Regions from separate parts of the Mus musculus genome. Here regions 2, 3 and 4 are each linked to region 1. Evidence: chromatin contacts called from ENCODE POLR2A ChIA-PET data. All regions are on one chromosome and are shown on one strand. Each heading gives the region's core, a stretch centred on a gene start or an enhancer-like site at or near the end of the contact. The rest is flanking DNA. Distances are from core to core; before and after follow the strand shown.

Region 1 (2,700 bases), core at 57-2,556:
CTTTAGTCCTCGCCAAACTTAACTTTAGGCGTGGTGCCGCTTCTTGATTTGCTCAAAAGTCATAGCCTGTGACCACTCTGGTCCTTTAATGACATGGGGCGGGGGGGGGGGGGGCATGCGAGGCACCACAAAGCGTCCTCTCTAGTTCTTTGTTTTAGTAGCATTCATTCTAAAACCACCCATTAATGTGCTCACTTACAGGACAGCTACCACCTTTCTTCCCGCCTAGCACGTAAGCACTGAGAGTTTGGTTTTCTTGCTGTTACCACTATATCCGGCACCTGGCTGGGTGCCTGGGAAAAAAAAGCAGTGGCAGTATATATATATTTTTTTTCAAAAATGAATGAATATGGATCAAAAACATGTAGTTGAATCCGGTTGTTCCTTAATTCCCGAGTTTGGGCAAGCCTCCGTTTCCTGCTGTGCGAAAAGGGGTGGTGATGAGGAAGTGGGGGATTGAACTACACTGTGTTGATGAGATGCAAAATTCGGACCTGTCCCCCCACTCCCGGTCTCCGCGTGCAGCCAGCCACTCAACATCCAGCGCCTCAGGTCCCCACCTGTACAATGGGTGTGAACTCATCCTCAACGACTTGGGGTGGTTGCGCTGCCTTATAAGGCAGCAGAGGCCGAAGGCGCCGGACGGGTGGGAGGGGAGAAATCACAACATCCGGCTGCGGGGGCGGGGTACGGGGGTGCGGGGTGCGGCTGAATTGGAGGCAAGCGCTGCTGGGAAGGCAATAGCTTCCTTCGGTCCTCTGCTAGCTTTGGAAGCGCGCCCTTCTGAAGCAGCTGACCTAAGGGACGACGGCAGGACACCCATTCTAACCAAGCTACCTGATAGCCGGCAGGAGACACAGCGTGTCCCCAACAAAACCCTAGAAATCCCGTCGGCGCACCAGACACACAGCCACGCCCCCATCCTTTCACCCAATCAGATCGCAAAGCTGGATGGTCGACACGTCTTTAATCCAATCAGATGTTGGGTCTTCTGGGCGTGGTTCCCGAGAGGCCCCACCTCCGATTTCTCGGCAGAGGCTCGGCCCTAATTGGCAGCTCGGCATCCTACGAAGGCCTAGAAATTCGAACCTAGGGGCCGAATCCCGTCCGCAGTCCAACCAGAAATCGGCGACGCAACGGGGCCCTCCCCCTCTCCGCAGGGAGCGAGTTCCCGGCTCCGTGGGCGGGGCAAGAGAAAGAGGCTGACCAATAGTAGTCCGGCGCGGGGAGCGTCCGCTCGCCCATTGACTGAGCCAAGTAAACAGAGGGCGGGGCGGGGCGGGCGCCGGTGGACCGGGAGGGGCGCAGAGTACGCGGCGGGCGGCGGCGGCCCGGAGGCCGGTGGGGCCCGGAGGCCGCGGCGCGGTCAGTCGAGCCGAGCCGAGCCGAGCCGAGCCGAGCCGCGCCGATCGCCATCGGCTCCGGCTCTCGTGGGCGGTCCCGGCCGGCGGCGCGGCCTGGCGGGCCGGGCGGCGCTGCAGCCCATGGAGCTCGAGAACATCGTAGCGAACACGGTGCTACTCAAGGCCCGGGAAGGTGAGGCCAGGCAGGCGGGCGGCCAGGCCTGGGCGCGGGGATCGCGGGCGCGCGACCTCCGAGCTCCATGAGGCGTCCGGGCCCCAGTTATCCTCGTGCCCTGGAGTCTGCACCCGGACTCTTAAGCGCAGACATGAGCCCTTCCGGCCCTCCGCTTCTGCCCCCGGAACCCGGGGCCCAGGAGGGGCGGGGGTCGCGCCATGGGCCTCAAGTCGGGTTTGGGGGTGATGAAGAAGAAAGGGAAGGAAGGGAAAAGGTGGAACATGAGCCCCAGAGGAATGCGTGTGAGGCCTCTTCTACGTGAGAGGCAGGAAGGTGCCCCACGTGCCCCAGGCCCAGATGCCCTGAACGGCACAAAGTTGGTAATCGGTAAAGATTAGAGAATGAATGAGCCGAGCCTTTGTATAGACAACCCAACCGACAGGGGGAAACTTCTGGACACACACATTACATGCAGAACCACCACTCACCTGGAGCTTCTGGGCACTAAAAACGGGTGCATGGGTAACGTTTTTGGCATTTAGCAAGCCTTTGACCTACTAGGGCAGATGCACCGGGGAAATAAATGAGAGACGAGCATAACGGGCTATAAGGACTGTAGGGCTAAAAGCCAGTCTGGTCGACTTAGTGTGTGCGCGCACATGGATATGGTGCGGAGTTGCTCTTCCTTGGTTTCACTCCAGATGTTATTTGGCTCTATGGGTCCTAGATGACTAGAGCCAGACAAACGACATAGAGTGACATAATCATTAGATACCTGTAGTGCCCTACTCTGTCCAGGGTGCTGGTGGGCAAACACCAACAAGATTTTTCTTTTTGGAACTCCAGGGAGGGACACAGTGACAGCTTTCCACTTTCTGCTGGGTTTCCATGATGAAGGAACCTTCAGCTTCGCTGTTCTATATCAGTTTACAGGTGTGAAACTGAAGCTCAGATCAGAGATTGTAATTGACCTAGGGTCAGGCAGATACCCAGTAGAGTCTATAGGTAGCTCAGACAAGTCCCCAGTGTGCCGCAGTCCCTGATGTCCTCTGCCTACTTGGTGCATGTCACACCCAGAGAGGTGTTACCTGGAAATGGGATGGGCAGGTTGGATCCCTAGTGCCCAAGGGAGGCAATCTTATCTCCTGTCCCTTATCAAGCTCAGGGGCTGGGCCTTCCTCT
Region 2 (2,700 bases), core at 64-2,563, 83 kb before region 1:
TCTCAACCTAGCACAGAGAAAGGTAACTAGGACTGTTAAATATCTTGAAGGGGGGTTCTCCCATTGCTAACCAGGAGGCATCGGGTGTATCAAGGGAATTGATAAGAGTGGAGATCAGAAAGATCAGTTGAAATACTGTTTATTCTATTCGGTGGCTATATACTACCTCAGCATAAAGTCACGAAATCTATTCATTCCAAACACCTTGTTTGAGAACTAAATCTGGTAAGGTTTGGCAAGGTCAGTACCCTACACACAGTAAAATAGGCCGTAAGGATAAAGTTTCGCCCTTCCCTCGATTAAGTGGGTTCGATTTAGTCTGACAACTCCACTCATTTCTTGTTCTATGACTTCAGGGATGTTCAACTCTGCACCTTGGCTTCTTGCTTCGTAAGCCATCAAAAAAGCAGACATCATTACTTACCTTGTGTGATTTCTGAAGAAAGAGGTGAAAGTGTTTTAAGAGTCACGCACACTTTCTGACATACAGTAACTATACAAGTCGCTCTGAACGATCTGTGCGACCAGGACAGAAAAATCGGCAGGACAAGAAAAAAAAGGAGCACGTGTATCTACTAAGCTTGGTTGCTGACGAGGCAGGGACTACTGTGTCAGTGAACGGTCATGTTCAGCCTCTTGGGAGAGCCTCACCTGGTGGTTCCAGATCGAGCCCTCTTTGCTGCGCTCGTCCGGGGTCAGGCGCACGTACTGGCTCGTCAGCATCGTGCTGCCTTGGAAGTCCCAGAGCGGCATGGAACTGGAACCGACCCCTGTGGGCAGAGACGGACGTGGACAGGTGCTCAGAGGGCCGCGCCAGAAATCTACTGCGCTGCGCTGCTCTGCTCGACAGAACGGGCCATGCCCTCCTCCATCCCACTTCGGCCCGCGTCCTCACCCTCAGCTACAGGCCTCCCTCACCTTGGTAGGGCTTGATGAGCGAGTGCTCCCGCTTGAGGTGTTCGCTGTTGCCGTCGGTGATATCCGCAGCCACCGGCCCCAGCAACAGAAGCAAATGTAGAAATGTCGTGGGGCTCGGGCCGGGGCCAGGAAGCCCAGGCCTCCCTGGGCACCGCTGACCCCAGCCCCAGCCCCAGCGCCAAAGCCAGGCCTCGGCCGCCATTCTCCTTGTTCTCTCGGCCACTTCCGCCCTAAGACTTCCGCCTTCCGGGTGTCTTTTCTAATGGTCTCCGGCCGGAAGCCCTCCAAACTAGGATCACAGGAGAGTTAAGAAGGAAAGCCTCGCCGCCAGCGGGATGGCAGCCTTATTGGCTGGCCAGCCTCCTATCCCAGTAGAGCGCGGCTCCATAACTTTGGAGGTTCCTGGTCGCCTGACAGCCGGCCACGGCCGAGGGTTCTCATGAGCGACAAGGGGATCCAACCAATCATGGAGCAGCACGTTAGGCTTGCAGGCCAACGAAATGCAGAGGTCTCTCCTGGGACGGGGGAAAGCGAGCAGCGTCGTCGAAGCGGAGCATGCTGGAACTTGTAGTTTCGCGGTCTGCTTGTGCAAGCCGAGCACCCTGCTCAGTCCTAAGCTTCTGAAAAGATGGTGACTTTGAAGTGACCTTTCCAGTACAGTGGGAAAGCCTCACTGGAGTGACTCGGTGGGTGGGGCAAATCCTTTAGGCCACCTCAAGCTAGTACCACGCCTCTGGAGACTTAAAAGAGGCCAGTTATTTGAGGACCTCCTCTACCCCGCAATGACTCCAGCAGTCAGATAGAAGCAGGAGGAGCAGATCAGATTCTGACCTGGAACCTCAGGGAACGCCGGAAGACATCTGACTCCAAAAAGTATCAGTTCTTGTTGACACACCAAGTGTGTGTGGAAGGACCCAGGACAACTGGCTCCGGATAGTTGAACACTGTGGTCTCTAGCCCAGATACCATTCTATTGTACCTATTAATCTACTTAGGAAAAAGTTTAGTTGCCAGTACTATTTTTATTTTTTTTTAAAAAAAAAAAAGGAGCTTAAATTTACCTTAGAAATCCTGATTTCAGGGGCTGCAGAGATGGCCCAAGGATTAGGCGTACTTACTGCACCAGGCTGGCCTTGAACTCACAAAGATCTACTCGCCTCTCCTTTCTAAGCACTGGAATTAAAGACATGTGCTATTTATGCATGCCTTCCAATATACTTTAAATCATCTCTAGATTACATGTAACACTTAACAAATTGTATGTAATAGTGATGTTGATAGGAAACCCCAAAAAAGTTTGTGTTCAGTAAAAAGTGTGCTGGCTAGTTTTGTTTTGGTTTTGATTTTGGTTTTTTGAGACAGGGTTTCTCTGTATAGCCCTGTCTATCCTGGAACTCACTCGACAGACCAGGCTGGCCTCAAACTCAGAAATCTGCCTGCCTCTGCCTCCCAAGTGTTGGGATTAAAGGTGTGCACTATCACCGCCCAGCAGAAGTGTGCTGGCTAGTTTTATGTCAACGTTTCACAAGCTAGAAAGGAAGGAACATTTGAGTTGAGAAAATGCCTCCATAAGATCTGGCTATAGGGCTGGAGAGATGGCTCAATGGTTAAGCGCACTAACTGCTCTTCCAGAGATCCTGAGTTCAATTCCCAGCAACCACATGGTGGCTCACAACCATCTGTAATGAGATCTGATGCCCTCTTCTGGTGTGTCTAAAGACAGTGTTAGTGTCCTCATATAAATTAAATAAATAAATCTTTAAAAAAAGATCTGGCTATAGG
Region 3 (2,700 bases), core at 5-2,504, 91 kb after region 1:
GACATAACGCGGGGGTGTCCAACTATGGGTAGGTGGTGGGCAGGAGAGGGCAACACGGTAGAGTATGGTGGGGCAGCTCCCTCCCCAGTCCGCACAGCAGGGCGTCAGGGTACCACTGCCAGTCCCAACCTCATATACTTACTGGAAAGGCATACCTAGTTTTGATTGGATCGTCATAGGTGATGCCTTTGGCCATTTCCTTCACTGACATCAAGGCTGAGGAGACAGACATGGCTCAATGAGCAAGACCACCCAAGAGGTCTCGCCTTTGAAATCGGGAGGAGGTGGCTCAGTCCACCTCTGCTCTGAACCAACTATAATGGTACCTCGGCCTTCAGCCACACTCTCCAGAATCTTTTCTTCTTCCTTCAGTTGCTTTTCCTTGGCGGACTCCTTGCGTGCTGAGAAAAGAAGCCGAAGAGGTCAGAGAAGCAGGAGCACTGCGGCCTAGGCCCGTCCTCTCTCCTTCCTGCTAGGCCCACCTTCAGCCTTCTCTTTGAGGTGCTGGTGCTGATCCAGGAGGCTGACATTGGACTGAGGGCCCAGCGGGATGTCGTCCTCATCTCCTCGGGGCTCACTGCCACTGTCCTGCTGCTCTTCCTCCGTAGCGCCCTTGCGTCTTCGCTGCAGCAGCTTCTGGAGCTGAGGTCCCAGCAGTGTCCCTCAGAGCCAAGCCCAGGACCCAGCAGGTGAGGGGGCACAGCACCCGGGAGGGCTTTTTCCGGGAAGGGGATCGTGTGCACTGAGGCGCACGTCTGTCCGGAACTCAGGTTCACTAGTCCCTGGTCTTCCTCAGAACCACGACCCAAGGTAGGACTACAGCTCCCCAGATCCCCCCTCCCGCTGACGGCCGGGGACATGTCGCCGTTGCACCAGGGATGCGGCCCCTCACCAGTAGCTGCCGGCGCTGCCGCAACGGCACATAGGGTACGTAGTCCTCGTCGTCCTCATCCTCGTCCTCGGAGCGGCTCCCACCCGCGGTCGCCTCGTCCGCGCGTGCCCGCTGCGGAGACCCGAGTCAGCCGCGGCCCCTCCCCCTGCCCGCACCCCCTCGCGTGGACCAAACCTCAGTCCCACCTTCCGCTCCGGTTCCGAATCCTCCATCTTAGGCTGCACACATGCGCAATGCCAGGGCATCTGAGCTCCAATCAGATAGGAAAAACTGCTGTGGTCGCCTAGCAACGGCGTGAGCGCCGGATCGCGAACCGGGACAATCTTCTTCCAGCGCGTTTACGGACGCGCAGCGGAGCCAATTGGGTCTGGCGAAGCCTTGTGGGTAGCGGGAGGATTTGAAGCATGCGCAGAAGATCCAAGTCGTGGGTTAAAGGATGAATCTGTTGAACACGCCCTACCCTCCGCACGCTGTCCTTTCCCGCACGCTCCCGGGGAGCGTTGTGCCCTCTGGCGGCCAGGAGTTTCAGCCCTGCAAGCGGTGCTCGCAAAATATTATTCATTAACGTGAGATAACACCGCTGTTCCGACGGGTCAGAAGTAAAATAATGGTCAAGGTCTTTTTTAACCTTGTATGTTATGTGTGTAAATGATATACATCTCAGAGTGACCACCTGGGAAGCTAGAGATAGCACAGAAGAGATGCTGGATCTGGGTTTTCGAGTTAGTGGAGGGAGGAGTCACCATCAAGAGAGCAGGAAAGGGGCTGAGAGTGTAGAGCAAATAACCAGATTCCTTGGGGCATCTGCAGAGATCTCAGGGGCTGGTGTGAGGTAAGGAGACGGGCCCAGGTTGTTAGGAGTCCTACTTTAAGGAGGAAAGACAGAGCTAGTGCTGGCTGCTCCTTCCCAAGTCTTTATCTGTAATAGGTGCATCGATCACCATGGAGTGCCAAAGTGTTCTGAGATTGGGAGAAATAAAATGATTTTTTTTTAACCTAAGAGAGGGTCTTGCCATGTAGCCAAGGTTGGCTTCAAACTTGTGGTGATCCTCCTGCTTCAACCTCATGAGTGCTGGGATTGTGTATAATCACAATACCTAGCATGAAATCACAAAGGAAGTGCAAATCAATTTTCGTGATATTCATAGCAAGTAGCCTCTCTTGAAGAATAATTAAAATCCAAAAGCCAGGTGGTTGCATGCACCTTTAATCCCAGCACTCAGCAGGCAGATCTGAGTTTGAAGCCAGCTGGGGCTACACAGTAAGAACTCATGGTAAAGAAACAAACACCCGGAATTCATAATGGAAGAGTAATTGTGGAGGGGTGGGGAATGTGAAAGAAAGTCAGGAGTCACCTAGCTGGTGACCGTGTGCTGAAGGCCAAAGCTAGACTTTGTAGGTACTTGACCAGACTTTAACTCTTGCCACAACTGGAATTTTAAAGAGCAGTTTTAAGTGTGAAAAACAAAGCTAACCAATACAGAGAAAAGGCTACAACTGTTTTCCCTTTCCTAAAAATGAAACAGGCTGAGAAGCAGGAGCTGTGAGCCTGTGGTCTGGCTCCTGCTCCCTTGGGGGAGGAGAAGAGTATGGGTTAACTGCAGAGCCTAGCAGACGCTTGCTAAGAATGGCATTTAGCAGGGCTGGAGGGTGGCTCAGGCCAAGAGCATTGGTTCTTGCAGAGGACCCAGATTGGATTCTCAGCACCTATATGGTGCCTCACATTTCTAACTCCATTTCTGTGGAATCCAATGCTCTCTTCTGACCTTCAACACCAGGCTTACAGTGTGAGCAAAACACTCACACAT
Region 4 (2,700 bases), core at 167-2,666, 120 kb before region 1:
CACACCACAAGACCACACTGTCTCCCAAGCAGAGAGACAAGAGACAGCTCCTCACCTGGATATGCACCCTGGCCCGGCGCAGGAGGCTTAGTGTAGTGTATCGGGTACAGTCAACTCCCAGGGGCATCTGCTGCCTCAGTTGCTCTAAGCACCGCTTCAGCTGGGCTCTCCTGCAAGGGAAGGAGTCTGGAGGGCAGTACCAGCCCCACCTCCCTAGCCAGAGGGATGGCAAGGGAGGAAAGGTCTGAGAAAGATGGTCCTTGAGACCGGGAACTGTTGAGAGCCAGGTTGGGACTCACCTGCGCTTCTCCAGCTCGTTGTGCACAGACCTGTGAATGCCAAGGGGATCAAGTGAGGGTACTGTGCAAATCCTCAACCCCAGGCTGTTGTGCAGCTCAGACCTCACTACAGATAGCTGCGCCAAGGAAGCCTTTCGTGAGGGCCTGGGTTCCTTTAGGACACCACACCCCAGGTAGTGACTAAAGGAATCAGACACACACACCAAAAAATACAGGACACTTGCCCAGGTACTTGCGGGGTCTCGCCCCTGACAGCCAGGCAAGACAGGCTCCCTGGACAGATGTGACACTTGATCAAAAAATAAGCCTGTCAGAGAAATCAGTAGAGGGGAAACTATTTTAAAGAAACAGAATATGCAAAAGAACAGAAAAGCAGAAGCCTGTAGTAGAGACAATTCAGGAGTGTGAATGACCTGTGTGATGTGATGTGATGTGTGTGTGTGTGTGTGTGTGTGTGTGTAGAAAAGGCGGATGGAGCAGGGTACCTGGGCCGTGTGTGTGTGTGTGTGTGTGTGTGTGTGTGTGTGTGTGTGTGTAGAAAAGGCGGATGGAGCAGGGTACCTGGGCCAGAAGAACAAACAAGGAAGTGAGAAGAGAGTTAGATGGGACAGCTAAGGACCAGCATCCCTCCCTACACTGCCCCATCCCTGCTCACCGCCCACTGTTCAGCGCGCCAGGAGCTTGCAGGGGTGGCTTCCTCCTCCTGCAGACGGTCCCGGGGCTGTGGTGTGGACACAGGGACGCATAACCGTGCTCTGCCTCTGCCAGAGAGAGAACACAGCAACACAGCCCGTCAGCTGGAGCCCCTGGCACGGCGAAGTCAAGGAAAGGCTTTTGGCGCCAGGACCCTTTCCCCAGTCACTCCCTGCCCGGCTGCCTGCGAACTCCAATAGATGTGCGGGCGGCAGCGCGCCAGCAGCCCTCCAGCCTTGCTCCCTCCAGGTTGGGAGCCAAATTCAGCCCGCGCGCGGGGTCTGTCCTCACCTCTCTCGCGCCTCTCCAGGAACTCCGCTGCCTGCAGCAGGACCTGGATGTTGCTAGCCACGGGTTCCATGTCGGCGACAGCCGACGACCAGCGGGCTAGGGATGCTAGCCCTGTCAGCCGCCTTACCACTTTTGTTTCAATGTAACTGACACGGTGCCACAAGCACAGGGCCCGCCCCGCCCCCGGTCGCCCCGCCCTGGCCCCTCCCCGCCCCGCCCATGGGAACCCCGTCCGCCCCGCCCTGCCCAGCCCAGCCCGCCTCTTCCCGCCCAGGCTGAACTGGGCTGCTGCTCTGCGCTTTAGGGAAGAACCCTCCGCCGGGTCAGGCAGCCCGGACACCGGGCGCTGCAAGCTGCCCCACTCCTGCGACAGGCAATCGCGCCGGTCCTAGCAGGCGCCGGCCTGGGCTACACGTGCGCGCGGGACGCGGCCACATCCTCCGGGCGGGCCGCGAGCCTCGGAGACTGGGTTGGTTGATGCGCGGCCCCGCCTTCTCCCGCCGCGGGGGCCCCGACTCGGGCGGGAAAAGCTGCCGGTTTCAAATTTGAAAACCCGGACGAGGAGGGCGGGGGCGAGCTACGAGAGACGGCGATGCGCACGCGCCTGTGTTGGGGGCGCGGACGCAGGACACGGTACGGGCCGCCCCGTATCTGCCCTTCATTGGTCTTCGAATGGGAATCCCTCCTAGCTCTCCCGTCCTTCGCAGGGAGGTTAATGGCGTCGTGAAAACGTCGGCTGTTGATAGCTTCCCAAGCCAGGGCATGAAACACACTGTCTCACCCTGAGTTCTGGAGCTCCTCAGCGGCCACTGCTAGGTGTGACGACAACTCGCGTACTGTGAGACAGCGTTGCGGTGGTTACAACTAATGCCAGCAAGCAAACATACGTCTCTCATTAGGGCCATTGCAACCAGACAGCCCCTGGGGGGCGGGGTGGCATCTAGAACAAGGCTCTGCTAGCCATCCGGTGGAGGCTCCTGGATAGCCACTAGGGGTAGCCATACCTATGAGTCAGGAATGATGGGGCATTCTGAGAGTCAAGTGGACCAGAGAGGGGGCACTATGAACAGATGGCCTTAGGAAAACACAGTCACGTGCCAATCAGGCCCCTTCGGAAGAGGCTGTCTTCCCAAGGGAAATCGCCTTTTTTTTTTTTTTTTTTTTTTTAAATCCAAGAGTTGCGGCTACTGTGTAACAGTTTGTAGACTGAAAGGCCTGGTGGCTATGGAGAGAGACACCGGAAGGTCTGCCCAGCTCCGGTCAGCAGTCAGGCTCTTGTGCGTTCCCCTTGGAAGAGAAGGAGGAGCGAATTGACACAGGATCTCATGTGCAACAATCTAGCTTCAAACTTGCTATGTAACCCAAGATGGCGACCTCCTGATACTCCTTCCAGTTCCCAAATGTCGGGGTTTCACGC

Evidence for each region. ChIA-PET counts read pairs that join two places held with the same protein, here RNA polymerase II (POLR2A).
Region 2: POLR2A ChIA-PET joins it to region 1 with 12 read pairs in Patski. The contact joins the promoter of Lman2 here to the promoter of Grk6 in region 1. POLR2A ChIA-PET finds 5 or more read pairs at or near these places in 4 of 5 experiments (Patski and embryonic stem cell).
Region 3: POLR2A ChIA-PET joins it to region 1 with 15 read pairs in Patski. The contact joins the promoter of Ddx41 here to the promoter of Grk6 in region 1. POLR2A ChIA-PET finds 5 or more read pairs at or near these places in 3 of 5 experiments (Patski and embryonic stem cell).
Region 4: POLR2A ChIA-PET joins it to region 1 with 24 read pairs in Patski. The contact joins the promoter of Mxd3 here to the promoter of Grk6 in region 1. POLR2A ChIA-PET finds 5 or more read pairs at or near these places in 4 of 5 experiments (Patski and embryonic stem cell).

The regions. Positions count from the first base shown.
Region 1 is chr13:55,444,025-55,446,724 of GRCm38, forward strand. Grk6 (G protein-coupled receptor kinase 6) reads left to right here and starts at 1,307. Exons shown (of 16, transcript NM_001112711.2): 1 at 1,307-1,536. The coding sequence starts at 1,485.
Region 2 is chr13:55,361,470-55,364,169 of GRCm38, forward strand. It overlaps Lman2 (lectin, mannose-binding 2), which reads right to left and starts at 1,314. Exons shown (of 8, transcript NM_025828.3): 1 at 919-1,314; 2 at 652-770. The coding sequence starts at 1,120.
Region 3 is chr13:55,535,404-55,538,103 of GRCm38, forward strand. Ddx41 (DEAD box helicase 41) reads right to left here and starts at 1,255. Exons shown (of 17, transcript NM_134059.2): 1 at 1,078-1,255; 2 at 893-1,003; 3 at 483-642; 4 at 327-401; 5 at 156-216; 6 at 1-22. The coding sequence starts at 1,104. Gm46416 (a long non-coding RNA gene) reads left to right here and starts at 592. Exons shown (of 5, transcript XR_003950651.1): 1 at 592-689; 2 at 797-1,484.
Region 4 is chr13:55,328,315-55,331,014 of GRCm38, forward strand. It overlaps Mxd3 (Max dimerization protein 3), which reads right to left and starts at 1,417. Exons shown (of 6, transcript NM_016662.5): 1 at 1,284-1,417; 2 at 955-1,060; 3 at 300-329; 4 at 56-170. The coding sequence starts at 1,353.